6 separate regions of the Mus musculus genome follow, and regions 1, 2, 3, 4 and 5 are each linked to region 6. A link is a loop called in an ENCODE intact Hi-C map of the cell type or tissue named here. Cell type or tissue: left cerebral cortex. All regions are shown on one strand. Each heading gives the region's core, and the rest is flanking DNA. Links, peaks and the distances in the headings are about the cores only. Region 1 has its middle 150 kb from the start of Gm32545. Region 2 has its middle 9.6 kb from the start of A430085M09Rik. Region 3 overlaps Ptprd (protein tyrosine phosphatase, receptor type, D). Region 4 holds the start of A430085M09Rik (RIKEN cDNA A430085M09 gene). Region 5 has its middle 460 kb from the start of A430085M09Rik. Region 6 holds the start of Ptprd (protein tyrosine phosphatase, receptor type, D).

What was found. Peaks named below come from ENCODE experiments on the same cell type or tissue, not always from the same donor. Only the 100,000 strongest peaks of a DNase experiment are listed, where the experiment ranks them.
Region 1: it touches region 6 in a loop (3.0-fold over the local background); 2 of 42 quality-filtered maps call a loop at or near these places.
Region 2: it touches region 6 in a loop (4-fold over the local background); 2 of 42 quality-filtered maps call a loop at or near these places.
Region 3: it touches region 6 in a loop (14-fold over the local background); 7 of 42 quality-filtered maps call a loop at or near these places.
Region 4: a loop joins it to region 6, with 3.0 times the contacts of the local background. A loop is called at or near these places in 2 of 42 quality-filtered maps.
Region 5: a loop joins it to region 6, with 6 times the contacts of the local background. A loop is called at or near these places in 4 of 42 quality-filtered maps.

The regions. Positions count from the first base shown.
Region 1 is chr4:78,419,131-78,424,235 of GRCm38, reverse strand. No RefSeq gene overlaps it. Among named protein-coding and RNA genes, the nearest start is that of Gm32545, 150 kb to the right of the region's middle. In left cerebral cortex, for the core only: no CTCF peak of the experiment used is centred there; a DNase peak (open chromatin) is centred at 2,529.
Region 2 is chr4:78,601,094-78,606,198 of GRCm38, reverse strand. No RefSeq gene overlaps it. Among named protein-coding and RNA genes, the nearest start is that of A430085M09Rik, 9.6 kb to the right of the region's middle. In left cerebral cortex, for the core only: no CTCF peak of the experiment used is centred there; a DNase peak (open chromatin) is centred at 2,745.
Region 3 is chr4:77,644,662-77,649,766 of GRCm38, reverse strand. All of the region lies in intron 2 of Ptprd (protein tyrosine phosphatase, receptor type, D), which reads left to right. Among named protein-coding and RNA genes, the nearest start is that of Gm38646, 340 kb to the right of the region's middle. In left cerebral cortex, for the core only: no CTCF peak of the experiment used is centred there; DNase peaks (open chromatin) are centred at 694, 1,530 and 2,110; H3K27ac peaks cover 3,683 bases.
Region 4 is chr4:78,592,689-78,597,793 of GRCm38, reverse strand. It overlaps A430085M09Rik (RIKEN cDNA A430085M09 gene), which reads right to left and starts at 3,747. Exons shown (of 3, transcript NR_131142.1): 1 at 1,904-3,747; 2 at 865-941; 3 at 310-544. In left cerebral cortex, for the core only: no CTCF peak of the experiment used is centred there; no DNase peak of the experiment used is centred there.
Region 5 is chr4:79,050,581-79,055,685 of GRCm38, reverse strand. No RefSeq gene overlaps it. Among named protein-coding and RNA genes, the nearest start is that of A430085M09Rik, 460 kb to the right of the region's middle. In left cerebral cortex, for the core only: CTCF peaks have their summits at 2,859 (motif pointing right) and 3,731; DNase peaks (open chromatin) are centred at 2,658, 3,700, 3,905, 4,285 and 1 more place; H3K27ac peaks cover 2,874 bases.
Region 6 is chr4:78,209,873-78,214,977 of GRCm38, reverse strand. Ptprd (protein tyrosine phosphatase, receptor type, D) reads left to right here and starts at 3,236. Exons shown (of 40, transcript NM_011211.4): 1 at 3,236-3,388. B230208B08Rik (a long non-coding RNA gene) reads right to left here and starts at 4,251. Exons shown (of 3, transcript XR_003955358.1): 1 at 4,063-4,251; 2 at 2,778-3,385; 3 at 1-958. In left cerebral cortex, for the core only: CTCF peaks have their summits at 775 and 2,936; DNase peaks (open chromatin) are centred at 2,462, 2,983, 3,281, 3,940 and 3 more places; H3K4me3 peaks cover 3,920 bases; H3K27ac peaks cover 3,615 bases.

The DNA.
Region 1 (5,105 bases), core at 653-4,652, 210 kb before region 6:
GTAGGTGGGCATTGAGGTCTCCTATCCTCATCCTCTATCCTGGCTGCATACCGGAGGTAGTATCTAGAGACCACTACTGCTGGATCAAGATGTACCCTGACTGCCTGCACCCTGCCATGCTTACCACTATGGTGATAATGGACTGAAACTCTGAAACTAGAAGCCAGTCCCAATTAAATGTTGTTTTTATAAGAGTTACCTTAGTGATTCCACCAGAAGTTCTTTTAGTGTTGAGAATAGTTTTTGCTATCCTGTTTTTTTTTTTTTTTCGTTATTTCAAATGAATTTGCAAATTGCTCTTAATAACTCTATGAAAAATTGAGTTGGAATTTTGATGAGGATTGCATTGAAACTGTAGATTGCTTTCAGCAAGATGGCAATTTTTACTATATTAATACTGCCAATCCATGAGCATGGGGCAGGGACTCCATCTTCTAAGATCTTTTATTACTTTCTTCAGAGATTCGAAGTTCTTGTCATACAGATCTTTCACTTGCTTTGTTAGAGTCACACCAAAGTATGTAATATTAATTGTGACTGTTGGGAAGGGTGTCACTTCCCTAATTTCTTTCTCAGCCTGTTTATCCTTTGAGTAGAAGAAGGCTACTGATTTGTTTGAGTTAATTTTTATATCTAGCCATTATGATGAAGTTGTTTTATCAGGTTTATGAACTTTCTGGTGGAATTTTTGGGGTAACTTAACTATACAATTATATCATCTACAAATAGTGATATTTTCACTTCTTCCTTTGCAGTTTATATTCCTTTGACCACCTTTTGTTAATTAATTACTCTGTCTAGGTCTATAATACTATATTGAGTAGGAGGGTAAAGAATGGGCAGCCTTGTCTACTCCCTGACATTAGTTGGATTGCTTTAAGTTTCTCTCCATTTAGTTTGATGTTGGCTACTGGTTTGCTGTGTATAAAAGAACTTCTAGTGGAATCAACATCCCTGACCTTAAGCTGCATTACAGAGCAATCCTGATAAAAATCTGTATAGAATTAGTGCAGAGACAGGCAAGTAGATCAGTGGAATAGAACTTAAGAAGCAGAAATGATCCGCACATCACTGGTTACTTGATCTTTGACAAAGGAGCTAAAAACATCCAGTGGAGAAAAGACAGAATTTTCAACAAATGGTGCTGGATCAACTGGAGGTCAGTATGTAGAAGAATGCAAATCAATCCATTCTTATCTTCTTGTACAAAGCTCAAGTTCAGGTGGATCAAGGACTCCACATAAAATCAGATACACTAAACCTAATAGAAGAGAAAGTGAGGAAGAGCCTTGAACACACAGGGGGATATTACATGAACAGAACACCAATGGCTTATGCTCTAAGATCAACAATTAACAAATAGAACCTCGTAAAATTTCAAAGCTTCTATAAGGCAAAGGACACTGTCAATAGGACAAAACAGCATCCTACAGATTGGGAAACTATCTTTACCAATCCTACATCTAATAGAGAGCTAATATTCAATATATACAAAGAACTCAAGAAGTTAAACTCCAGAGAACCAAATAACCCTATTAAAATTGGGGAACAGAGCTAAACAATAACATCAACAACAAAAATCTGAACAGAGACATATCAAATGGCTGAGAAGCACCTAAAAAAAGTTCAGTATTCTTACTCATTAGGGAAATGAAAATCAAAACAACCCTGAGATTCTATCTCATACCAGTTAAAATGGCTCAGATCAAAAACTCAAGTGACAGAAGATGCTGACAAGGATGTGGAGTAACACTCCTCCATTATTGGTGGGGTTGCAAGCTGGTACAGCCACTCTGGTCATCAGTTATAAGGTTCCTCAGAAAATTGGATATAGAAGTACCTGTGGAACCAGATATATCACTCCTGGGTATATAACAAAAAGATGCTCAAACATATAACAAGGACACATGCTCCAGTATGTTCATAGCAGCCTTACTTAACAGAAGGTGGGAACAACTTAGATGTCCTTAAACAGAGGAATGGCTACAGAAAATATAGTACATTTACATAAATGGAATACTACTCAGCTATTAAAAACAATGACTTTATGAAATTTTAGGCAAATTGATGAAACTAGAAAACATCCTCAGTGAGGTAACCCAATCACAAAAGAACATACATGATATGCACTCACTGGTAAGTGGATATTAATCCAAAAACTCAGAGTACCCTAGATACAATTCACAGACCACATGAAGCTAAGGAAGAGGAAGATCAAAATGTGGATGCTTCTGTCCTTCTCAGATAAGGGAACGGAATACTCATAGGAGTAAATGAGACAAAGTGTGAAGTAGAAACTGAAGGACAGGCCATGCAGAGACTGCTCCACCTGGGCATTCATCCAACTGAGCACGGGTTCCCTGATGGAGGAGTTGGAGAAGGTGCTAAAAGAGCTGAGGAGTTTTGTTGCCCATAGGGGAAGCAACAGTACCAATAGACCAAAGCACCAGATCTCCAGGGGACTGGACCATCAACCAAAGCTTATACATAGCTCCAGCCACATATGTGGCAGAGGATGGACTTTTTGAAGGGACATCATTGCGCGGGAGGGTGTTTGATGCCCTAGTTTAGTGGAATACCAGGGCGGGAAGACAGGAGTGGGTGGTTGGGGGGGAACACCTTCACAGAGGTAGGGGGAAGGGACATGGGATAGGAGGTTTCAGAAGGGGAATACCTGGAAAGGGGAAAAAATTTGAAATGTAAATAAAGAAAATATCACACACACACACACACACACACAAACACACACACACACACACACACACACACACACACACACACATATATATATATATATATATATGAATAGATGAGTTTATATATTTATATAGTTTGCAGGAAATACAATAAAAAAAGAAAGAAAAGAATATGATTGCTGACAGGCGCCTAATATAACTGTCTCCTGAGAGGTTCTGCCAGAGCCTGACAAATATAGAGGCAAATGCTTACAGCCAACCATTGGACTTAGCACATGGTCCTGAATGGAGGAGTTAGAGAAAGGACTGAAGGAGCTGAAGAAGTTTGCAATGCCATAGCATGAACAACAATATCAATCACCCAGATGCCCCAGTGCTCCCGGGGACTAAACCACCAACCAAAATGTATACATGAAGTAAACCATGGCGCCAGCTGCATATGCAACAGTGAATGGCCTTGTTGGACATCAAAGTGAGTTGAGGCTCTTGATCCTGTGAAGGTTTGATGCCCCAGTGTAGGGGAATGCCAGGGTTGGGGGGCAGGTGTGGGTGGGTGTGCGGGGTAGCACCATCATAGAATCAGGTGGAGGGAGGAGAGGAGGAGGGGATTTTCAGAAAGGAAACTGGAAAAGTGTATAACATTTGAAATATAAATAAATGAAATATCCAATTAAAAAAATGTAACCTTGGTCATGATGTCGATTCACATCAGTGGAAACCTTAACTGTGATAGTCCTTGTGCTCAATCATCCTATTTTACCTCTGTTGACTGAAGAATATTAATTAGCTTACCTTCAGTTTGTGTTTCTTGCATCCCCTTCACAAAATATTCATAAAATTGATTATAATCAGTTTTAATTTATATTGTAATCTTTAACTATATACAACTATATGTAAGGAATTTGAGAAATAGAACTACTAATTTGTATAATGCAAAAACAATTCTGGAATTCAGGTTTTTTTTAAAGATTAAAAGAGAAAACATTGTTAAACTCAAATATTAAAGAATCAATATATCATTAGAAGCATTGTATTTTCATTACATATTATTAAAGATCATATACATCAAAAACTTTATCCAAATAATTTAATAGAGTTAAAACAAATTATGGAATGACTTCACAATGATGTGGTTTTTTTTTTTTTTTTTTGATCATGTGCTTATCTAAGCCGATAATCCAATGTGTTGTTCTCTAAAGAGTTAACTACATCTTTGAAGATTTGTCAAGGGCCAGGAAATAACAGACACTGAAATGTTTGCAATTGTCTTGAATTTTCCTTAGTTTTTTTAATTTTATCTTCTTTAAATCAGAGCTTTTATTGAACTTACATATGCCCATACAAATCTTAGAAGTATTCATTTCATTATTTGTCCCAAGATTTTTCCTCTAGCTCAGAGAATTCAGAGTATATCACTGGAAAGCTGTTCATGAAGAAAAGTAGTATTCTCCCAGATCAGATGAGATATCAAGTCTTCAGATGCACATCAGTGAATAGAGTTTTTTGGGTAGACCTGAAATCATGTGAGAAATGGAGAGAGGAGATAATAGCATTCCCTGGAGCTTCTAACAACTGAAGCTGTTAATAGCTACAGTTTTGGATGTGAACATAGTCACTAAAACAAAGTTTTCCTAGTCAAAGCAAAAGTACAATACCCATAATAAGGTCAAAAAAAAGTCCCTAGCCATATCAAACATTATAAATTTTTACCTGTGTATATAACTTCTTTCTAAACTTATAGCATAATGAAACTCCTTCTCCAAATATGTCAAGTATAGCTAAATATATGAGGACTTCATAACTCTTGAGTATCTCCTCATTATCCTGGAAAGCACAGAACCATAAATTTTTAGCAAATTGAGTTAGTTTCAGTTTGTATTTATCGCTAGCATCATGCTCATTCACTTTCATATGAAATTATTTTTCTTTTAATATTTTAAAAACATTGTTTACATATTTATTTGTACACACACACACATACACACACACACACACACACACACACACACACACACACACACACACACACACCATGTAGAGTGTTTGGAAGCCAGAGGTCAGTTCTTTCATGGTGAATCAAATTGAGGTCATTGGTCCCAGCTTCAGGAACCTCTACATATGAAACAATCTTACTAGCCCTTTCATGTTATTGCTTCTAAAGCAATTTATGTTTTACTCTGAATGGCAAAGAATCAAAGAAAAAAATCTCCACATAAGAGTTTTAAACATCTCGATGAGTTTAGTTGTTAGTGAGCCAGTGAGCTAGAGAGCATTACTTCTACTGGCTGTGACAGAACTACCCAGTTTTGAAATGTGGTTTGGAATTTTGCAGGTAGGTTATTGATTAGGACTTCAGATTTCTTTCATTTTATGGATGAAAAAAATGGGAATATTTAGTTATCATGCTAA
Region 2 (5,105 bases), core at 671-4,670, 390 kb before region 6:
TGACCACCACAGACCACCTTAAAAATCATAAACCTTCAAAAATTGGTATTAAATGCACAATTAATTTCATAACCTTTATTTGTCCTTGTTGAAGTAGGATTCCTTTTTTCTCGATAACATTTGCTCAATTCACTGCTGATAACCTGTAACTTTGAAACTGAAGTGTATGTGAAACACTATCTAGCATAGTGTTTGACAACCTATGGTTAACTGTCCATGTAATGTCCAAAGTAATTGAGATTTAATGCCTAACTGATATGGAGACGCAACTTAATGGCTACAATGAAACGTGCATGTAGGCCCTTGAGACAAAGTCTAATTGGCTCTGCTATTTTGAAATCAGTTCCATAGTTGGTGTTTACAACTAGCTGCTTTCCCATTGTGTGTGTGTGTGTGTGGGGGGGGGGGGGGAGGGGATGGAAACCATAGCAAAGCATCTTTGAGTGCATTAAAATATAAGGGCCCACGCCTCGCAAAGAGTGATACCCCAGACTGAAATGATATCCAACTCAAAGAGTGTTTATTTTGCAGAGAACATGCAAGCAGGGGTCTGCCATACATCAGGATAGAAGACTGAGGTGTAGACTTGTAGGGTCAATTAAAGCCTATTAGGGTAGGAGTGGGTGAATTTTACCCCCCCTCCCTCCCGATTGGTTGTTTCTATATTCACGAGTATGGGTGCCTTTGTGATTCATTAAGACCGTGGGTAATTTGGGGAAATTTGCTGATTAACTTACATAGCTCAAGGAAAGGCATCCTCTACAGTTCCTGATTGTCCTTGAAGTTAGCTTAGGCTAGGAAATAGAGCAACTTCCTGGTTGGCTGCTCATGAGGGGTAGTTTTTCTTGTAATTGATATGTTTTGGACTTTGCCAATTCTGAGAAACAGAAACTTAGAAACTTAGGCCTAGTTTCACAAACTGCCAGTTTGCAGCCTGCAATGGAGTCAGTTTGGTTTTGGCTCACTTAATCTTCTCAAGATCACAGAGGGCTTAGTGTTCGGTAGCACTGGAGCCAGGGGTTACTATGGCTGTGACTTGGCCTGGTAAGACTACCATAACCTAGAAGAATTGTACTTAGTACAGGACAAGACCCCAAAAGTCTACCAAGTCCTTTCGCTGGTGCATTAAACCCAACCAAGTTTCCTTGGCAGCTCCCTTCAGCTCATTGATTTCTATCCTGTTTGAGTCATGTTCATCTAAAGTTAGGAGGTCATTTCATTTCCCATTTGTTCCTTTGTTCTGCTTACTCAGCCTTCTTCTGCATTGCATGTCCCTCCCACTAATCTCAACTGTCTCCTGTAAGAAAATGACATGTTTGATATTCTCAGGATGTGAGATTCAGAATAGGTGGTTCTAGCCATCACTGCATGAAGTTTAAACACAGTGCTTTTACAAGTTCATGTAGTCTGCACTCATTAGGGGCTGTTTTTTTTTTTCTCTCTCTCTGCATAATTTTTGACATTAACTCTGTATGTGGTTCCCAGCGGCAAGAAGTTTCAGCTTCGGTGTCATGATTCTCTTCAAGCTGCTCTGGAAGAGCCGTGCTCTGATCTGAGCATAGGAGATCCTGAAGCATTGGCTCACAGGATGCCAGGCACCTTAATGTTCCCGGTCTGTCTCCTTCAGCAGTCTCCTGAAGCACTTTCATTTATTGGACATTTTGAAGTTTTGGTTTCACTGAGATCCATTTTACAGATAGAAGAAGAAATCTCAAGACTGGTAGTATTCTGCATAATCAGACCCAACCATTTAGGTTCCCAGTACGCACACAGTTCAGTATTTCCACCAAAACACTCCATTATGAGCAAGGGATGGCATGTATAGGGAAAGCACAACTAAATTCAATGTTTTTTTCAACTACATATCTAGTCATAATTGTACAGAGAAAGCCAATAGATAACCATACAATTTTATGTTTCCAACTTAAAGTCATAAATGACCACAGAGAAGATGCAAAGCCTTCTTTAAGACTAGAGAAATACTGCTTTCACTAAGATTATTTTTCAGGTTCGTGTTACCATTAATATTATGACTTTGAATTTTCCTATCAGTTCGTAATGTGATTTATTCTATATTTATATTTAATAATTGGTATGCAGTTTTCAGTTTTGAATTTATTATGCAACATTCAACAATATTACCAGTATTAAATAGTAATCAACTTTTAATAAGAATTACAAATGCTATCTCCAAGCTTGAGATGAGAAAAGTAATCACTGCAATCAATCAGGTGGTTTAATCAATTTTGAAACTTGAATTAACCATGCATCATGTCAGGGGAAAAAAAAAACCCTTAAATAACAGGATACGATGTCTTTGCTCTAGAAGGAGATAAAGTCAGTTCTAGGGAATATGCATAAGTTATTTAGTTTCTGGATTATTGTGATGAGTTTTGTTTGGACTGTGTGCCTTGTTCTTTAAGTTTATTACTGTCTTGCGGGGGGATTATAATAGCCAATTAATCTTCTTCATCCTAGTTTATATATTGTATCAACAATATCACATTCACCTGGTTCCTACATTGGAATAAGTCCTGTAATAACATAGTAAAAACAGATATTTTACTCAAGTACAGAATATTTTAAATGGAAAACTTTTAAATTGTTTACTTACATTGCAGTTACATTCCAGGATTTTCTTTCTTTTTGGTGTTTTAGCAAGTTTCTTTTAGACAATGTCTAGTTATATCAAGATGAGACACTCAGTTTGCAGGCCTTCTATGGGAAGGAAGACTCTATGCCAGCAGTGGGTGGAGTACTGGAAAACCAGCAAGATTAAATTCACATACCTTAAGGAACTTAAAGTCCATTAAGGAGACAGCTTCTTGACCATAATGAAAAGCAAGTTGCTAAGAGCATTGGCAGCGAGGGAACTGTCTGCAGCTGGCAAGCTAAAAGAGTTTGATTCTGGACACATCTCACATAGGTGAAAGTTTGAGTTATTATTATTCTAGAAATACTTTAAGAGGTAATTTATATTAAATAATTATCAAGTGCTACATACTCAGTGTGCAAATATATGTATAAATTATGTATATGTTTTATATTTTTATTATACTATATAATGGATGGTCTTACTATTATAAATAATCTTACATTTATTTTAAAGATCATGAAACTTGTGAATTAGAAGATTTAAATAACTTCTGCAATTTCACCACATTCACTAGCAGCCAAACTTGTTATTTATAGCCAAAGCTGTGCAGTCAATCCTGAAGTCATCTAGATGTTTAACTGCTTGGCTGAGACTAACTTTGATGGAAAGATCAAGAGTGTCCATATCATTTGGGCTGACAATTGAATTATAATCCCATGTGAAACATCCCAAGATTTAATTTATTATTTTAAAATTTGTAAACTAGTATTTAACTATGTAATGTACATTTTGAATTAGCATTCTTATTATCAAAATAAAATATGAAGACATTTGAATTGCCTTGACATCATTGTTGCTAACTCTGTCTGTATATCAAATATGCCTTGGAAAAGGTTTCACAATTCTATGGAAAGGAAGCTTTAAATGGGAGCATAAGCATACTTGACAGCAAATCCAATGTTATCTATTAAGTGTGCACACACTTGACATAAAAGCACTTGAACAAACAATGATCACTCTTGCATGACATGAAGATAATTTTTCAAATAGCATCTACACTGATAACTGAAAAGATTCCTCAAATAAATGAGTTATGTTCAACTAAAGCCCTGCAAAAATCTTTTAAAACTACTTTCTAATGTTTTCTAATATTATTGTTTATAAAGTGAACCATTTTACAGTGTTATTATTACTTGGAGTAGCAAAGAGACCCATAAGGAATCTTTGAGGCTAAAGCACTGATAAAAAAGGACAAGAGGAATAAGAATTGTAGTCTCAACCTCAGAGGGAATCTTGACATCATCATTCTCAAGTATTGTGATTTGGGGCACTGATAGAGGTTCATGGGTAAGCTAGAGTAGTTGTCAGGGAAGTCAAGATCTATACCTAAAACGTAAACCTGGAGTCCATGTACTAATTTATACATACATCATTTTCACCACTCCTAGAGATAAGCCAAATTATTGAGAGTTGATATAAGACACACTTGAGCATCTATGTTTAATCTGTAATAAACCTAGATCTTCTGGTTATTTTATGAAAATGCTCAGACAATGGACCTGCCACTCAGTCTTCCAATGGTCACTCATCACTGAATACCCTGAACTGAGGCTCAATTCTGCTTTTATTAAAAAAAAAAAAAAAAAAAAAAACAGCAACAAGTAAAATATACTATTTACCCTTTACAATTCCTTCTCTTGTACCTGTTTTAATCACTACTCCAAACTTGATTTTTTTCTTCTTGATAGCATGGAGAAATCCTTTAATCTTAAATAGAATATTACTTCCAAATATATGCAGCATATTATAAATCCTATATGTGTGTGCACGTGCATCTGTGTGTATACGTGTGTGTGTGTGTTTATGCAATGTAAATTGTTCTCTATTTTTTTTTTCTGTACTGACAAAAGACATGCAGAGATTGAATTGCTAACAATCTGGAGTTTTTTGTTAAGTTCATGGACACATTCACAATTTGTATTACTTAGTGGTTTAGCAAAGATCACAATGTTTTACCACAAATTACTTCTTTTAAATCTAGCATTTATTTTAATAAACAGCAATATTCACTCTTGGTTTTGCTTCCAATCTTCTTTCATAAGAAGTCTTCAATATTGGAATTCCCCAGGACACTCAGGATCCTCAGCTTGTAAATGTCTCTAAGCTGTCTCCACTCACAAAATAGACACAATCTGTTATACAGCGTTCCTCTTTATCCCACCTCCTCATAGATACATATTCCAGTGTCTAAATCAAACCCTCACTTTCCTATTTCTGCAGTTGAGTGCACAATGGGCTTCTCAACCTCAAGAAGTCTTGAATATTAGAGGATATGGGGAAGTACTTCTTAGTAGTCATCTGAGTTCTTTCTCCAGAGATTCTGACTGTAAGTCAGGTCCTAGACATTGCCATAATAATTATAAGCTTAAAGCCACAGAAAGTCTGAATATGAAGCCAGCATTACTGGGAATCATGGCTTGCAATCATTTCTCTCTATTTCACAAGCTAA
Region 3 (5,105 bases), core at 543-4,542, 570 kb after region 6:
ACCTTGCTGTTTGAATGAGCTCATCTTTTGAGAAAGTTTCCTTCTTACATTCCTCCACCATACTGCCAGTCTCCATCCCAAGAGGATCACAGACTGCAGTGCAAACCCATCTGAGTGTGATTGTGCTGTGCACCTCACACTAATTAGTAAGATAAAATGTCGGTCGTCATAGTACATCATTTTAATATACGAGTTTTTATAATTATGATATATTTGTGCTTCTTATGAGTTTTAAAACCTGTTTAAAGAATACCTAAGTTAATAAGAATGCATTAGGGAGGTCAACATGTTTACTGAGGAAACATCCAAACACTGGATATTCCTCACATGAGGAAGTTCCCTTTGACACATGAAGAGGATGTTTCATGTACCAATGATGTTTGTTGGGAAAATAAGTTACACTATGACTAACAACTGTAGAGGATGTATTACTGGCTGTAAGAGATCTCACATGGGGAAAGGCTGGGTTCTGGTTACCAGTTTTAATACTTTCAAGGAAGTAATAGAGAACAATCATTGCCAAATTATATCCAAGAATCTCTCAACAAAACACACTTCTGTGGAAATTCCTCTCTTGTTCTTCCCTATCATAGCAAATGAACTCATTGCTTAAAAATAACAATGATTTCATTCCACGCTTATAGAAAGTAGTGTGTGAGGTACACAGAACACAGTGACATCTGAGTTTTTTCTGTGTTATGTGGGTGTTAAATCTGCTGTGAGAACATAGCAACTTTTTAAAAATTATTATGCCTGAGGTACACGTGTCTTGGCAAGGAGTAGTATATATTTCACATGGACTTAGGAAGCTTTAATAATTATGAAAAAGAAGCATTGCCTGAACATTTCTTTTACACAGAGTTTAAATACAAAATTAGTATTTTACTTTCTGTGATTTTCTAATTAAGGCCTATATAGAGTATCTTTCTTCCGTATTTCACTATTTGTGGAGCCCCAAAGCTTTAGCTTCGCTACTATGGAAGCTTTAATATCATTAAAATGAAAGGCACAACAAAATTCTGTCAAGAATATACAGTAAGAGGCTTCTTTGGTGTTAATTTATTTTGTTGTGTTTTCTTACATCACCATTCTATTATTTCCTTATTTAGAACATTAGTTACTAGAACATTTGCTTCTTGCTTGGTTTACTGTATAATGACACTTAGATTTTATAGTATGATGGCACCGTGTTTTTTTTTTTTCCTTCAGATCATATGGATCTTTAATGTTCCCAAACTTTCCAGTGTTCTCAGATGTGGCATAATTTGCTTCTCTTCCAACCTTTACCCTCCTTCAGAGGGCACCAGCTCATGCTACAATCTTCTCAAACTTTCTCTGGGCCTTTGCAAGAGATACATTTCTTAAGATATAATGGGTCAATTCCTTGCAGTTATAGTATATTAAAAAAGCCAATAAGCACAGAAGATGTGTTGTCATGGGGGCTACAATCTAACTGTGTTAGTGCCAAAAGAAAGGACTGCCTTTGAGAAAAGTCATGCACAAGCAGATGAAGCGTGACTAACTGCTTCACTCCAGAGGGATCCTTAAGTGTAAATATTGTGCCACTTTAAGTAAATACACAGGCTTGCTGTAAAAGCCCCCGCCCTAAAGTATGAAGTTGTTGCTAGAGTGTTTACAAGTAGCAATACTAGACATATTCACACATACACACACACACACACACACACACACACACACACACACACACACACACACACCAGAGGGGAGAGAGAGGGGGGGAGGGATAAAGAGACTTTATATAAAATCTACCGTACATGATGTAGGTTCTCCCCACCTTATTAATAGTATCTTGGGGATCTCTCTAGAGCTACAGACTTACTGTGAAAACACAGAGTGGCCCCAGAACACTGTAAAGTTGCTAGTTCTTCACTTTAAAATGTTTTTCTTATAAAAATGTTAGCATTGACCCTGAAGTTTCTGCAGCATTACGTCATCTGGCATATTACAAAAGGGAAGAGCCCGACTAAATGTGGAAAGCAGAGCAGATGCGAAGCATGCGCTGAGCTCCCATGTAGGGCAGCAACTTTGCTTTTGTCATTCCTCTTCCCCCAGGGAAGCAGTCTTCTTTTAATCCAGTTCAGACTGTTCTAAGGCAGCAACTATTTCTGAAAGTGTTGAACATGCAGAGCCAAACTTTCTAAGTATGGGGTACAGGAGGCAGGAAAAACATGATGTATTCTTAAAACCCAGGAAAAAGGAGGAGGCCATACTAGGTGATTGCACAGAGGCCTCCCAGGCCTCTGTTCCATGGTGCTCCCCACACACCTGGGGGAGTAGTGTGATGTGACTCTGTGCTTGCCAATGACATCACCACTTTCTCTACAGATCTTTACTTTTCTTATGTCTACCATGCTACTTTTATATGTTCTTCAAACTTGTTCTCAGACTTGTTCTTGCGTATGCTGTCCATGGTCAGAGCCCACAGCTGCCCTTTAAACTCATGGAACATCTCTGTGATCACTCAAAACTATCCCAGCTGATCATCTCTCCATCAAATTGCTGGTTCTTTGTTGTTCTTTACTTATATTGATTCCCATTAAAAATCAGGTTGAAGAGGTTTCCTTTAATGTAATCTGTTGGCCTTTAAGTGAAAGGAACTCTTGGAAACAGAACTTACTTGCAGGAGATGTGACAATTAATGTAGGCTCTTTTGCCCCTAAGTACAAAGATCTGAGGTATAAGAGAGTTGCATACATGAAATGAAGATTTTCAGAAACTCCTTCCTTGCCAATATAAATTTTGATGGTCTAATTCCTGCCCTCCTATTGAAAATTTTTTCCACATGCTTTCAGTGATATTTAATGGTGAGGATTAATGAAGAAGATGATGCATATCAGTTGGGAACCAATACTAGACTTGACCTATGAAATTAAAATGGAAACAAAGCAGAATCAATGAAGAGACAAGCAAGAATAAAGGTGGACCAAGTGCATCTTGCCTAAAGAGAAGGCTGGACCCACAGGTCAAGGTGGCATGAGAAGATAGCCGAAACATCTTTATATCTAATGTTGCTAACTAGCAAGGAGCAGAACACTGACTCGACCTGTCAGAGACTGCAGGATCAAGAGTTCTTTTTGGCTAGGAGCATGAAAATTGTAAGAGCATAAGAAGAAAGACCAGAAATTCAAAATAAACAGCTCAAAGAACAAGAGGGCTGAGGCTAAAAGGAATGTAAAACAAAGGTCAAAAGCCAGAACACAGCAACTTAGTAGAAAATACAGTCGAAAAAAATATATATGTCAATGGTCTCCCTCACAGGAAAGCTTTTATGTTCTTTGTATCAACGAATAGAAGGCGAGATTTAAGTGTAGAGATAATACACAGCTTGCAGGCAGCTAATGCTTCACTTGGAAACTGGGAACTCTACCTGACTGTGATGGGAACCATCCGAAATGAAGATAGGTTGGCAGTTCTGCTGAGAAAGCATGCAGTTATTAGGATATGGGGTGGTGGTAAAGAGATAACATTTCCGTGCTAGACATTGCCACTGTCTTAGTTCATGTGACCTTGCTTTTAATAATTACGAGCTCAGGAGGAATCTGGTGAAGGTGGTGGGCTGTGGTTAAGTAAAGAGAACAGAATTGCCTGTGGGCACTCAGATGTTATATCTGGCTCTCAGAACCAAATAAACAGGTTAATGATGTGGGAATGTAACTAAGTTCCCCAATGCAATCCTCTGTACTTACAGCACAGTGACTTACACAGGGGTGTCCCTCCATTTTGTTCTCATCTGCAGACACTGTAATTGCTTCCTTAGCTAGCCACACTCAATTTTTAGTTTATAGTCAACAAATACTCAGCCTTTATTCGTGCTAGTTCATAAGGAACATTTTTATAATAAGCAGAGCAAAGGGTATTTGAGTAGTAACATATCTAGGGACAATAGTATCCCATGGCACTTAAAATTAAATTATAAATTTTGTTTTCTGTCTATATTATAGTTTAGATATCTACAGTTGTTGCTGGGATGTGTTAAAAAAAAAAGGCTATATGGTAGGTGAAGTGGGATCTTAAGATTTACATGTTTTCTAGGATATCCATTTAAAATAAAGAAGACTTAACTTGCCTTCAGCATAAGCACTACCCAGAATAACATCATCTTCTTGATGGTCTTCCTAATTGAGCAGGGAGTACGGGCTGCTCCCTAAATGCAATTGCCACAATATCATTTCTGATAAATGGTGCATATTTGATTACATTTATTTTTTCTCTTACACAATTGAAAATAAGTAAGGGGCACACTATTAAACATATTTCTGAGAAAAAACAAAAAAGCATTCTGAGGAATTTTTGCTTCACACTTACAGGTCTCCATTTTAATCTTCAGATTCATGCAATTAATAAAGTCATTTTAAAATAATCAGAAACTTTGCATATTTTCCAAATCCTATTTTTTTTTTTTTTGATGCTGGAGCTGTAACAACATTTTCTTATGTTCCTTGTTGAAATCTAACAAACTTGACTACTGTAATAACTTAAATTGCAAGGGGACATGTAGGCACATGCAAGCAGACATGCAGCATGTGCCTACATGTCCAGGACTGGGGAGGAACTGGAGACAGAAGGAATCAAACTTTGATGAAAAAAGGTGATTTTAACGTCAGCCTGAGCTAGATAGAGAGACTAAAAACTAACAAAAAGAAGTCTAAAATATTAAAATATAATTCATTATAACAGAAAACTTAAAAACAAAAATTCTAATGCAAAAGACTGAGAATCTATTACATTAAATAAAAGCATAAACATCATAAATATGGGCTTTAGCATCCGGCTCATTAGTGCCAAGTGTAAACTTGTTATCTAAGGATTAGCAAACAATCCAGCTACTAAGGACTTTTATGCAACATTCACAATTTAGGTTATTTGGCAACAAAATATCATATTGTGGGAAGGATCTATTCACTAGTACTGAAATGCTGTTTTCTTGCACTTAGAAAGAAAAAGGTACAATTGGCAGAGTCACATTTCCTCAATCTCACTTAGCAAACCTCATAAAATAGAAACATAAACAAAATATATAATGCACTTGTAATTCTTAACCCAGTAAATGAAATAAGTTTCTTTTAGAAATAATGTACAGTACA
Region 4 (5,105 bases), core at 450-4,449, 380 kb before region 6:
ATACATTTTAGAAATTAAATTTTATGTGCATCATTTTAAATAACTATTTTTTCAATAACTTAGCTTTACATAATTTTGCTTCCTTGGCTATGCAAATTTTTTTTTTTTTTTTTTTTTGCTTTATAACATTACACCTGGCTATTTTTGCTTTGGTGCCTATTTTGATCAATTTTATCCAAAGAATAATTGCCAAGGTAGTGGTCTTTATCATGGACATTGTGCTAAATATTGCAGTTTTTCATATATGTTCATATATTAAATATTAAAATCAAAATATAAAACATTAAAAGTAACTTTAACTCATCAATAGTTAATAAAATTACTTTATATATTATTTCTCAGTCATGGAACAAACTGTATACAAGACATTAATGTCATCCAAAACTCTAAATACACATATGTGAAGTTTTAACCGTCACTTCAATGTTTACCACAAATCATTCAGAAAACACTGTTGTCATCTTCTCCTATCAATCTGCTCCAGCTTCAACATGCAATCAGTAGTTTGGCAATAGTAGATTCTCCCTTGGGCAGCCATGGTTATCTTGTAGAAAAAAATTGAAGAAAAAGCTTATAGACATAGCTTTATAGTTCCTCTATCAATTAAGCAACATCTAGCCACGTAGTATGACAAAGGCAGTGGACTATGAGTCTTTGTGGCTCTGTCTCCTTTAAGACAACAATACTAAGGTAGGTATCATTTAAAAGAAAAATCCACATTTTGTGTGTGGAAATAGAAACTCTTGGAATGACAGCGTTAGTTTAAAAAATCCACAGCCCAAAACTAAGAGCCCCAGATTCATAATTCCTATGGCCCTGTCTTAAAATCCCATACTAATGTTGATCATCAAGACAGAAGCACACCTGTGGAGTGTGTGAATTCTGGGACATCAGTGCACAGATGGGAAGAGACGGTGACACTATAGGGAATTCATAAACACCTGAAAGTGAATATAACAGCAAGAAAAATTATTCAAGTAAAAAATCAATTTCCCAACAGGCTTAAAAATAGACCTAAACTCAGGTGATGCTTTTCAATGCACTGTGTAGAGTTGTTGTAAGTATATATTCTCTGTCTGTAAGACATTTCTGGTTTAATTAAGACCGGTGGTCCTTTGTTACCTTCTATGTTCAATCATATAACTACTGAATTACATCCTAGCTAAGAGTAGTTACAGAAGTTATGCCTTGCCCTACCCTACAAGTTAAAGAGAGAGAGAGAGAGGGAGAGAGAGAGAGAGAGAATCTGAGTATCAGAGTGTCCTTTACTAGTTTCAACAATGAGAATATTCCAAGAGTAATGGTGAGTTAAGAATCATTGATACATAAAAATGCATCTCACATTTTAATTAAATTCTAGCTGGAAAGATAAGTATTAATTCTTTACTATCTGAAATTCTGGAACATACAGTCCTAAATATCTTGTTAAAGTATTTTTTTTTCTTTCTTTTTTTTTTTAACAAGGAGGCTGTGTTTTTCTTTATTTGCTGCACCTGCATATATATAAGAAATTGTATTTTGATGACTGAATCTGCCATTGTTTCCTTCTGCTATAAAATTAGACACAGAAGGCTGATGAATAAGAACTAATGAGGCATTTTAAAGTAGATTTACTTCTGCCTGGTCCTTGCTGCTGGGGAAGACCCCTAGTTGTTCTGCTCCCTTGAAGACTCCATATCTAGATACATCCCAGAGGACCTACTGCACTCAAAACAATTGGTAAGAACCACCCCCACACACCCCTGCCTAAGTTCCTGAGCTGCTGCTGGGAGCCTGGTGGACTTAGGACCCATGACCCACCAAAACAACCACACTCCCTAATACCACTCCCCTTCCTTCCATCCCTCCCACCCCTTCCACCTGGTTCTTGCTGCTGTGGCAGACCCCTAGTTGGTCTGCTCACCTGAAGACTCCATATCTCCATACATCCCAGAGGACCTGCTGTACTCAGAGCAGTAGAGGAACCCCTGAGCTCAGTGCAGTTGAGCAGTTGAGGACCCTCTTCACTCAGATAAATTGAGGACCTGCTGCTCTCAGGAAAGATGAGTGTCAGCTACACTCAGTGCAGTTGGACAGCAGCTTGACTGCTCCAAGGAAGACCCAACAGTCTAAAGGCCTCCCAGGAGGTCTACTGCAGCCAGGGCAACAGATCAGCAGCTTCTCTGCCCCTGTGAAGAGCCCCCAATAGGAAGGCCCCACAGGTGCTCTGATATAGCCAGGGCAGCAAGCCTACCAGGAGATCTGAAACACCCAAGGGACAAAAGAGCCAGACTCCATACAGTCACCCAGATCAACAAACAGCAGGGATATCCAGATGGCGAAAGGAAAGCACAGGGCTATAAGCAGCAGAAACCAAAATATGTAGACATCATCAGAACCCAGTTCTACCACCTCAGCAAGCACTGGATACACCAATGCACATGAAAATCAGGAATCTGTCCTAAAATACCATCTCTTGAAGATAATAGTGTCCTTTAAGGAAGATATCAATAACTCACTGAAAGAAATACAGAAAAACACAGGTAAACACGAGAAGGAATTGAATAAAGTGATCCAAGACCTAAAAGTGGAAGTAGAAACAATAAAGAAAACACAAATGGAGGCAAACCTGGAAATGGAAAACCTAGGAAAGAGGTCAGGAATTACTGATGTAAGTATTACCAACAGAATATAAGAGATGGAAGAAAGAATTTCAGGTGTAGAAAGTACAGTAGAAGAGATTGACACAACTGTCAAAGAAATTTCTAAACATAAAAAACTCCTAATCCAAAGCATCCAGGAATTTTAGGACACAATGAAAAGAACAAATCTAAAAAATCAGAATAGAGGAGAATGAAGATTCCCAGCTCAAAGGACCTGAAAATATCTTCAACAAAATCATAGAAGAAAACTTCCCCAACTTAAAGAAAGTGATGGACATAAAGGTATACGAAGCCAATGGGACACCAAATAAATGTGATCAGAAAAGAAAATCTTCTTGTAACATAATTATTAAAACACTAAATGCACAGAGCAAAGAAAGAATATTAAAAGCTGCAAGGGAAAAAGGCCAAGTAACAAACAAAGGTAGACCTATAAGAATTACACCAGACTTCTCAACAGAGACAATGAAAGTCAGAAGAGCCTGGTCAGAGGTCATGCAATCTCTCAGAGAACGCAAATGCCAGCAAAGGCTGCTATAACCAGACAAACTCTCAATCAACATAGATGGAGAAAACAAAATATTCCAGGACACAAACAAATTCACACAGTATCTACCAACCCAGTCTTACAGAGAATCCTGGAAGGAAAACTCCAACACAAGGAAGATACCTGTACCAAAAAAAGGATACAATATTAAGCATCTCACAACAAAGTCAAAAGCAGAGAGCCACAAGCACATAAAACCACAAACAAAAACAAACATGTCAGGAATCAACTGTCATCTCTCTTTAATATCTCTCAATATTAATGGACTCAACTCACCTATAAAAGACATAAGCTAACAGACTGGATATGCAAACAAAATCCAGCATTTTGCAGCATACAAGAAATACATCTCGACAAAAAGACAGGCACTATCTCAGAGTAAAAGGATGGAAAAAGGTCTTCCAAGTGAAAGGTCCAAGGAAACAAGCAGGAGTCGCCATCCTAATAGCCAATATTATAGACTTTAAACCAAAAGTTATCAAGCATGATGAAGAAAGACACTTTATATTCATCAAGGGGAAAATCCACCAACAGAAAGTCTCAATTCTGAATATCTATGCCCCAAATGCAAGAGTACCCAAATTCATAAAAGAAACTTTAATGAAACTCAAAACACACATTGAAACTCACACAATAATAATGGAAGTTATAATACCTTGTTCTCACTAATGGACACGTCACTGAAACAGAAACTAAACAGAGACACAGTGAAACTAAGAGAAGTTATGAACCAAAGGGATTTAACAGATGTCTACAGAACATTTCAGCCTAAAAGAAAACACCTTCTCAGTAACTCATAGTACCTTCTCCAAAATTGACCATATAATTGACTTTCTGTAGTTTTTGCTGTTATTGAAGACCAGCCTTAAGCCATAGGGTTCTAATAAGGTGCATGGTATTATTTCAGAGAGACCAGATACACATCGAAACTGAACAACTCTTTCCTCAGTGGTAACTTGATCAGGGAAGAAATAAAGAAAGAAATTAAAGAGTGCCTGGAATTTAATGGAAGTATTGACACATCATACCCAAACCTACAGAACACAATGAAAGCAGTGCTAAGAGGAAAGTTCATAGCACTAAATGCCCTGGTAAAGAAATTAGAGAGATCTTACACTAACAACTTGACAGCATACCTGAGAGCCCTAGAAAAAAAAAGAAGCAAAATCACCCAAGAGGAGTAGAAGGCAGGAAATAGTCAAACTCAGGGCAGAAATCAACCAAATAGAAACAAAGAAAACAATACAAAGAATCAGCAAAGCCAAAAGCTGGTTCTTGAGAGAATCAACAAGATAGATTAAACCCCCAGCCAAAACTAAAGGGCCAAAAGGCAGTATCCAAATTAGTAAAATCAGAAATGAAAAGGTAGACATAACAACAGAAACTGAGGAAATTCAAAAAAATCACCATACCCTACTAGAAAAGCCTTTACTAAAAACAAAAAACAAAACAAACAAACAAACAAACAACAACAACAACAACAAAAAAAAAAACTGAAAAATCTAGATGAAATGGATGGTTTTCTAGACAGGTGCCACATTCCAAAGTTAAAAGGTAATTATCTAAACAGGACCATATCACACAAGGAAATAGAAGAAGCCATTGAAACCCTCCCAACTTGGAGACAAAACTAGGAAAGGGGATAACATTTGAAATGTAAATAAAGAAAATATCTGAAAACAAACAAATAAACAAAAAATCCCAAAACAAAAATAATCTCCCAACCAAAAACAGCCCAGGGCCAGATGGATTTAGTGCAGAATTCTACTAGACCTTCAAAGAAGTCCTGATACCAATTTTCCTCAAACTATCCCATAAAATAGAACCAGAAGGAATCCTAGCTAACTCATTCTATGAAGCCACAATTACTCTGATACCTAAACCACACAATAATCCAACCAAAAAAGAGAACTTCA
Region 5 (5,105 bases), core at 424-4,423, 840 kb before region 6:
TTCTGAAAATGATAATGCCTCATGAAAATAATATTTATGCAAGCACAAAATGTTTTCATTGCTTTTTAGAAAAGTCAACTAATTACTTTTGAAACATCTGCAAAATAAAAACTACTTTGATTTAAACTACTGATAAAGTCTATCCTCTCCATATTAATAAACTGGAATACCTGAACATCTACAAGTCATTTATGTGTTTCAAATTCCTCTGCCATGTTTAGTAATAAATATGCAATTAATTTTTCATATTGAGTGATGCCAAAACATAATCTCTCTGCAAATGAATAAGTACTACTTCTATAATGCTATATTTTCCTGTAAAGATTTTTTTCAAAGATTTACACAAAAAGTCATGTAAGCAGCTATTTCTCAAACATAACAAATGTGAGAATTTTTTAAGATCATTATCTAAATCAATGATGTCTCACACTGAAATTTTATTTTAACTAAATCTCAGGTCTGCATGCTTGAAGAGCAGCTGTTTCAACAGTTTCTGATGATCATACTGTCTGGTCATAGAGTCAGAATTTAGGTAGGAAATACACTTTCATTTCTATTATGTCCCAGCTCTACTACTAAGAATTCACAGTTAAAATGTGGATTTATTGGATCTTAACCTTGTAAGCTAGGAGCTTGATAGATGATGGTGAAGCATTGCATGGCTCTCAACACTGTAGCTGTTACACTAAGTGTCTCTGTGCCTCAGTGAATAATATTGAAGAAGGAGGTGGACAGGAAATGGCATACATATTAGGAGACAAGCTTCGGGTCAATATTTATTAGATATTTTCTTCCTTTACATTTCAAATGCTATCCCCTTTCCTAGTTTCCTCTCTGAAAGTCCCCTATACCCTTCCCCTGCCCTGCTCTCCAACCCACCCACTCCTACTTCGTGGCCCTGGTATTCCTCTGTTCTGGGACATATAATTTTAAAAATGGTTCTTCACATATTTGAATGAGCCCATAAATAAATTGATTCATAAAAATAATCTTCTTATAGTATTTCACTAAGAACTAAATGAAATTTCTCTGTAAATTCAAATTAAGATATTTTAAATGTTATTAGTCAATATAATTATACATAGACCAAATTTTTATTTCAAAACACATCAAGAAATAGTTTATGTTCATAACTTTCAATGAGTTTAAAACAGTCAATAAACCAAATAATATAAGGTAAAATATCAAGGTTATTCTTTATTTCATTGTTATGTGCTCAAGTTCCATAATTTATAAGTCCTGTCTGTTTGTTTGTTTGTTTGTTTGTTCCTATCTCTTTTTTGAGACAGGTTCTCACTATGCACCTCTATCTGACCAGGAACTCAGTATATAGATTAGGCTTGCCTTGTGTTCTTAGAGATCTGCTTGCCTCTGCCTTACTTTGATGAAATCAAAGCCATGGAATACTACTCTCTGTGTCACAATCATAACAAAATTATTTTATCCTTCAAATATAGGGTAGTATTGTATTAGTTTACCCTAGCATTTTCTTATAATATCTTAATAAGAACAAAGGAAGAAGTGAAATTCTCTGTATATTTGTCAGTGAATCATCTCTACAGAGCATCCTATTTCCCTGGGAGAAAATGCTTTTTCTAGATGACATAAACAATCATATTGCAGTTCTCTAGAACAATTATTTATATGCAAAAAAGGATCATTTTTCAGAAAATTTTTTACTTTGTCTTTTGTTACTTTTTGCATCTGAGATATGTTTTATGCAAAAAAGAAAAAAAGTGATACTGGTATAGTCTATTTGAAGAGTGGTATCCATGGTGGGTTGAGTCTAGTTAACCAACATAAGGTAAATTCCAGTGCTGTATGCTTACAATATCAGGACTTGGCTGCTACACCGGATATGGCTGTGAATTTGAAGTTAGCTTGTACTACACTGCAACACTTACCTGGACAAAAGAAAAAGAAGAAAATGAAACCCACGCAACCCAACAATGGTAAAATAAAAAACCCTGTATGTCAAAATGACATTGTTAATTTTAAACAATTGGCAATACTTTCAAGAACAAAGTGATCCAGTCAAGTTTTCTTTCCTATTGTCTTATATGTTTAGACTAATTTAATGTCATCATCTATGCTCTTCTTGAAATTCATTTCAGGCAAAGTAGAAAGTGGCTACAGTTCTACATGTTTTAGCAGATGAAGTATGTTAATTTTTTCCTTGCCACATAATCTGAAATAACTGAGACACTGTAGCATAATAAATACCTTTATTCTTAGCTATTTAGATGACCCTTGTAGTATAAGAAAAAAATATTACAAATGCAGCCTGGTTTCTGGAAATTTCTATTTGAAGGAAGAATAGAACCTATTTCTTCTTTTTTCTTCCTTTAGCGTCACAGAAGTTAAGTATAATTAGAAAGAAATGTAGACTGTATAATGAGAAATGAATCTCATGAGACAGAAATGAAAAAAAAAATATTGGTTTGCACATACTATGTGAATGAGGTCAAGAAGAGCAAGCTATCCACCAACCTGAGCTCCATAAAATAAATAAATAAATGTTTCTGTAAGAATATAAAAGAAATAAGAAGACACATATTTTTACCGCCAAGCAGGACTGCTTTTCAGAGCCTGCATCTGTTGTAAACAGACCAGACGGATATGTACAGAAATAGAAAGCTTCAGAGAAGGGGTGTGATTCACAGGCTCTGCTTTAAAAGCAGCATCAAACTTTCGTTTGCAGTAGATGGCTTGTTGAAGCAGGTGTCCTAAAGGTGCCATCCAACTGCTGAAAGTCAGCTTGTGTTTGAAAGCTTGCCAGCTTGAAGGCCATTAATTGACAAGCTGTGAACGTCCAGCATCACAGGAAAGGAAATTGTACAAAGGGTGAGTCTGAGGTTCCCCGCACCATACTCAGAGAAACAGTAGAGGGAGCTGCCAATCTTCCAAGACCAAAGTCTTGTGACATTAGCAACAGGCCTCTATAAGAATGCCATTGCACAGAAATTATTATAATGTATTTATAATTGCCATATGACAATGTATGCTAATTTTCCAAAGTACCAATTCAGAATTATGTTTTTGGAGGAAAGTTAAAAAAAGAAAAAAGAAACAAGATAACTTATTGTTTCTGAGGTTTCTTAATGGATAAAATCTGTAAGGTGGCTAAAATATGATGCTGTGGCTTTTTGCAAAGACCAATAAAGAGGGAAAAACTTCTGACAATAAACATGCCAGGCTATTTAAATTCCTTCTTGGTAAGAATTATATTTGCTTGAAATGTAGCAAAATTTCTCCTTTGCCCTTTCTACAAATGTTCCCCAGGAATAGAACAGCATTTCAAAAGTGGGTACTGGGAAATTGCAAAGAATTTGTTGCAGATTTTCCTTCATACATCAGAATAATAATTATACAACATGAGATATATTTATCCCATACCAACCTCCATACCAACTGTGACTTCAGATGTATGTAGATTGCCTCCCTTTAATTCGCTGCTAATTGTCCCAGGTGATCCTTTTGAAAACACAACAGAACAGTAAACTATACAACAGAAGAAACATGGCTATCCTAAGTTGTAAGACAGCTTCATAATAATTCAAAATACGTTATGAGAAAAGGTCATCTGTTTGTTACACAGCAACTGAATACACTGCCTTGACATAAAAGAGTGTCTGTGTCTATTGCATTTGCTGAAGAGAACCTATCCTGGTAGACAGAGGCAGAGTTGCTCTGATTTCTATGCTGTGCACAGGTCTAATTTTGACAACCCTACTGGCAGACAAAAGGAACTGGGAAAATGATTGTTCCTCCTTCCAACTACCAGTACCTGATTTTCCTTCAAAATAATTTTCTGCTTTTAACAGAATAAAATAAGGCATGGTACAAGTATACAATTATTGGCATTTATACTTACATGTATAAAAGGGAATGCTAAATAATTTGCTTCTAAAATATTCTGGTTTTAACCCATTTACATAAAAGAGGCAGTTGCCACCCTCTGCTAGTGAGGGAGATATTTCTGTAGCACTTGACTTGAAGATGCTGTTATATTTAGACATATATTCTTAATTCAAAGATACCAACCTAAATCTTTTAAACATCACATTATTTCCAGAATTAATATATTAATATGAGCATTTGCAAAACTGAAACACTATTGTTTTCTTTATCAATTTGTATTACTCTTTATTCATTCTCTCTCTCCACGTTTTCTCTCTCCCCACCATGTGTGTGTGTCTGTGTGTGTCTGTGCCTGTGTCTTTCTGTGTGTCTCTCTGTGTGTGTGTATGTGTGTGTTTGTGTGTGCCATTGCGTGCACATGTATGCCACAGAATATCTGTTAAGATCAGAGGACAAAGTCAATACTTTCTTTCCACCATTTTTCTAGGGATTAAACTCAGGCCAAAAGCCTTGTCAGCAGATGACTTCTGTCTGAGCCATCTCACCAAGGTTAAGCAGATTTAATCTGTGATATCTTTAGGATCAGAGAATTACATTAAAACATAAAGTTAATTTAGTTTTAAGAAAGTATGAATAACCCATTGTAGAGGATATTTTTGGCTGTATGTTTTGAGATACAACATTGTATTGGATTGGAGAAGTGCTAGAGGCAGTGCTGATGGCATCAATCTCTACTTAGTTTCCACTAACAGCACCCCTTTAAAAAATACTGATTTACATTTCAAGTGTTGTCCCCCTTCTTGGTCCTTCTTCCACCACATCCTCCCTCTCCTCCTCCTATAGGAAAGCGCCCCTCCCACCCATCCACCCACCCTTAACACCTTACCTCTTTGGCATTCTTGTTCTCTGGGGCATCAAGACTCCACAGGAACATCCCCTTCTACTAAGGCCAGATGAGGCAGCCCTCTGTTATATATGTATTGGAGAGTATGTAATCTTTGGTTGGTGGCTCAGTTCCTAGGAGTTCTGAGAGTTCCAATTAGTTGTTAGTTGTTCTTCCTACGTGGTTGCAATCCCCTTCATCTTAGTCAGTCCTCACATTCAGTCCAATGGTTAGCTTCAGTATTTGAATCTGCCTCACTAAGGTGCAGACAGAGCCTCTCAGAGGACAGTCATGTCACTCTCCTGTCTATAAGCACATCATAGCATCAGTAATAGTGGCAGGTCTTGATGTCCCTTCATGA
Region 6 (5,105 bases), core at 536-4,535:
TGCTTTCTTCCCCAGTCTACTAAATTCTACAATACGAAGTGCTGTATAATTAAGAAGTTTCCTCATGATGCTATTAAAATATTTAAAGAACATATTAAAACAGGAAATCATTGCTGTAGATTTGCTACTGAAGCCTTGCTAAGCCTAATTTAAAAACTGAAGCTGGAACGTGGTATTTACTCCAAAATCTAAAATCCAAATGTAAATTTAGAGATTTCTTCCTCTTAAAGCAGACTAGTCAAACCAATTATAAGCTTAAATACAACAAAGTGAAATTAATATTTAGTAAATGAAGAAACATTGTCAGATAAAGATAATCTTTGTATGGGCTTACATTCCAGGCCCTGCTCTTTCTCCTCTTCTCATTGTCTGTTTTGTTGATTTCAATTTCACCTCATGTTTTTTGTTTTTGTTTTTTGTTTTTTTTTTAAACACATGGTTAATTGACAGTCAATTTAAACATTTTTAAAGAAAATATCCACCAATTGCTTAATAAAGACATATAAATCTGCTTTTTCAATGAAATTATAAATCCTAGTAAATATTCCAGATTTAACAGATAGGTAGATGAACACATTTAACTCCCAAGACTTGGTACAGTCAACTTAAGAACCATAATCCATTTTCAGTCCCATGTTCACAACAATAATCATTAACAAAATCATTACATAGAGCTATTCACAGTGAATATATATATGGTGCTTTCAGTGGAAAGAGGCAGAACAGTGCTTCACTTCAACACCCACTCTCTTCCTTTACTTGCAATGTCCTGTGTACTTCCAGAGGGCACCAAAGGATAGTTGTAACAATGAGCGTAAATCAAGCCAGGGAACATTGTCTCTGGAAGGTGCCAGTGTTTGTCTGAGGCAGTGAGCAGCTTCAAGTAGCTGAGCAACCCAAACAGCAGTAAAAAGATGTAAGATATCGACACGCTCAGCTGCATCTTGTTAAAAGCTTCCTGCGGGTTGGCAGAATGAAATCTTTATTTAAAATACACAAACTATTGTCAGGGGATAGGTGGAAGGAGAACACAGTAGAAGGGCCAAATGCTTCGCTTAACCCAATAGAAGCGGCTGAACAAAGGGGAAAGTGGCCACACTGTCAGCAGCAGGAGTGGAGAAGGTGGCTAACATCATAGCAACATCCATCTGTTCTTCCCATGGTTTCAAGACGCATTATATCTTTTATTATTAATTATGTTTCCAAGGGGAGGATAAAGATATGATTATGGATAGCAGAGAGGAAATCATTTCGGCTGCCACTTGGCATTGAGTAGAATAGCATATGTAATGACCTAGTGATGACAGGAAACGGAGCTGTATCCTTGAGTCCCAGCATCCCTCTTTACCAGTCAGCACCAACTCCCTGTTGGTAGTCAGAGGCTGCCTTACAAAGTTCATGTAAAACCATTATAGAACATTAACTGGAAGGGACTGAGACAGGACTGAGTAGGGTCCATTTGTACAAAGGAGATACTGGGAGGAGGAAAGAAGGGAAGCAGAGGGAGTCTAGGAAAAGGAAAGGAGGAAAAGGAAAGGGAGGAGGGGAGAAGAGGGAGAGAGTAAAAGAGGAAGGGAGGAAGAAGGAAAGGTAGGGTGGAAGGGAAGGAGGGAGAGAAAGACGCAGGAAGAGTAACAGAGATAGAAGGATAGAGAGACAAAGAGAGACACAGAGACAGAGAGAAACACAGAGACAGAGACAGAGACTGAGTCACCATCTTGGACAGACAACACATAAGAAAAGCAAGTGCTCTGTATAATTGCATAAAGAAGTCACGTGCATTCTCTTACACCATGTGTCACTTGTTTTACATACTGACATTTCCAAAAGCCATTTTAAGACACAATGAAGGTACCTGTGAAACTTTTTGGATTTGTGAGCACAGTGGCTTTAGGGAGGCTGAGCAGGGAGCCCGACAGAGGATGGGTCACTCATGAAGAGCCAAAGAAACTAAGCAAGAATGAAATCAGGCACGAAAGAAAGAAAAGAACGCTGTGGGAGCATGTCACTTATTTTGATGAAGCTTTATGCCTCTTTGGGCAGAAGTGGCTCACAGCTGTTTAGTTCGTTCCACAATGTTCACAACACCTTTAGCCAGAGTACACCTGCAATGTTCTAGGTTGCTTATTGTTACCAAAGTGATAATTATTTTGGTTTCTTTTCATTTTAAGCACCAACCGTGGGATGTGCTTGCTTTCTGTCTAGCAGGGAACAGCATTTGTTGCCAATAGCTTTGTTCTGATCAAACATAATGTAAACCTAAGAAAGCCTTTACTCTATCTGGCCCACCCTGTCCTTGAGGATTTTCCCTGTCTACTGTTCTTGGGAATAAGGGTTAAGTTCCTCTCTCAGGAGCCCCAAGTCTGAAGTGCATCTGGGGGTGGGTGGAGGCACAAACCATTTGCGTTGGGATATCAAGGTGGTGGTGAAGGACCCTCTTCATCATATACCTGTGGGCGTCGTCTCCGGAGTACCAAAGCTGCATCCCAGAAACTCTTCCACAGGTTTTCTTCAAGATAACCAGCACGATGGCGGAGCCCCTTCTTCCCCTTAAAAGCCCCACCAAACTGGCCAGCTCCCGGACTGCAAACTACATCCTATATCAGAAGCACATCCCTGAGACAAGTGCTTCCTTCTCTCTTTCTCTCTCTCTCTCCATCCTCTGACTGTACTGCTCTGGTCCCTACATTTCAGACCCCAACTCTTCACCCCTTACCGCCAGCTTCCCTCCAAGAAACCTGGAGCAGGGCAGCAGGGACACCTGCAGAAGTGCGCACCTGGCCAGGCGCTGTCCAGCGCCCGGTAGCCGGAAGGTGCTCTCCACGCTGAGCTGGAGGCAAGGCCTGGCTGCCTGGGCTCGGGTCTCTGTCGCCACGGCAGCCAGCCGCCCCCCGCCGGTCCTGCCCGCCGCGGCCGCGCCGCCGCAGCCATCAAGTGGCTCGTTAAGGAAATGCAGGTGAGCGCGGGCGGCGCGCGGGGCCGTGTGCGAGCGCCTGTGCGCGAGCGCGAGCGAGCCAGCCAGCGGAGTGCGAGCCCCAGCATCCCGGGCGCTCCCTCCCGCAGCAGCCGCCCGTCCCGCCCCGCCCCGCCCCGCCCCGCCCGCGCGCACCGCCGCACCTGCGGGCACTCGCCCCGGCGTCTGCGGGACCCGCGGGCTCCGAGCGCGCCGCCACCCTCCCGCGCCGCCCTCGCACACGCAGATACCACTTTTAAAGAAGCCGAAGCGCTGCAGCCCACCGACGCCGAGCGAGCGCTGCCGGCTGAGGCCGTTGCTCTCCCTGTCTGCAGTTGAGCCCGGACCCTGGGACAGAAAGACAGTTCTCGGTTGGACTGGAAGAAAGGGAAGGAAGACTCCTCTGTTCCCGAGGAGAGCGGAGCGGCTGCCCTAGTAAGTAAAACTGCTCTCTGGTCTTGCTCTCCAAAGTGAGGCGTCTACCTAATGCTTCCTCCCGGTTCCTTTTACCAGGGAAGAACTTGCCTTATATAACTTGAGTAATTCCTACCTGAGAAGTGCTTCGCTAAACATTTTTGTGTGGGTTTCTTTGTGGAAGATCACTTAGGAGTGTCTCTCTGCATGTGCAGCATTCCCAGGAGTCTGATTGTTAAAGGCTCATTGTTCGAGGGCTGCTAGAAGACCTGGCTTGTGAACATGTTGGTTGGTTCTAAGATTGAAGCACTATTACCTAGGAAATCTTGAGGATTACCAGCCCATTGCCTCCTCCTTCCTGTAACCTTCAACCCTGGTCCACCCCCAAGTTCCATCCTTTGCTGACTTCAGTGGGTTGCTTGTTTTATCTTTAGTTGTAAGGAGCCCGAGCGAAATTAATTGGGTCAAGGGAAAGTTAAGAAAGATGGTTTGCAAGACTAGAATACAATCCTATTCGGATGACTTCATGTCTGTGAGGCGTTTCTGTGTGGAGGAAGTCCTGGCACAAGCCTAGGTGGAGAATCTGATGAAGTTAATTTGGAGTGGAACTGTGAAGAATGCAGTGTGAGAGCAGGCTGAGGCTGGGACTCTGACACAGCCGGTTATGAACTGTGACAGGCTCATCAGCTGCTGACAGGTTTAAGGTATCTCTGAAGGCTGAATATCGCTGCATCAAAAACTTTTGCAGGTAGCATTTCTCTTGGACTAGCATTCCCTGTCAGAGGCTGCAGCTTTTCTGTGCACGCAAGTAGGACACCCGTCCTCCCTCCCATCAAAGGGTTAATGGTACCATAAAAGAATAGGAGACATGTGTAGCCTGACATTCGCCAATATTTTGTAATATCTAAATAAAACCTTTATGTTATGTCAGGAAAAATATAGTTGAGTCAGTTTGTTTTGCACAAGAGGAAAGAGAATCAATAACGTTTCAGCATTTCCCCCTCTTTATCACTGCCAAATGGGTTCTGAATCTAATTCTTCTTGCATTGTTACATATACTGTAGGTACAGTAGGACTTGCAGGTTAGAAACAACTGAACCGATTTAAATGCAAAGTTCTTCGACATAATGGCCCTAATACAGACTGGAGTCAAATAGTGATAAGAAAAAAAGTCAATGTGATTTATCTTTAACACTCATTTTTTTTCTGCTAATATAATACATACTTTTCCAACAAAACCCTTGCAAATTTAGAAAATTAGACTGAGAATTACAACTAATTAGCAGGTCAAATTTCATTATAAGAATCACTTATCAATTAATGCTTATGAGAATTCTCATAATTAATTGAGACTTTTGTAGTCAAAAATCTTGTCACCTCTCAACTCAAATAGTTAAGTAAAAATTTCGTTGGACATCGATTTCAAAAAGTATGAAAAAAGCCAGAATGGTTGAAAATGGAAAAGCATTTAGAACTGTGCCATCTTGTTTGGGTGGTTCTGATTGTCTTGGGACATAAGTTTTAGAGTGATTGGACAGGACAGTGTACCCGATGATGATTCTGGTTACACAAAGTTGTAATGGAAGGGAATCACTTCAGAAAGATGTGTCATTGTCTCCTGAACATCACTTTATTTCTCACCCCTTGCTCTCCATTGCCATTCCTGTGATTGAATTTAAATAATTTAAACTGAGATCATTGGTTGATCAAATCTGGATTATATATATATATATGTTCT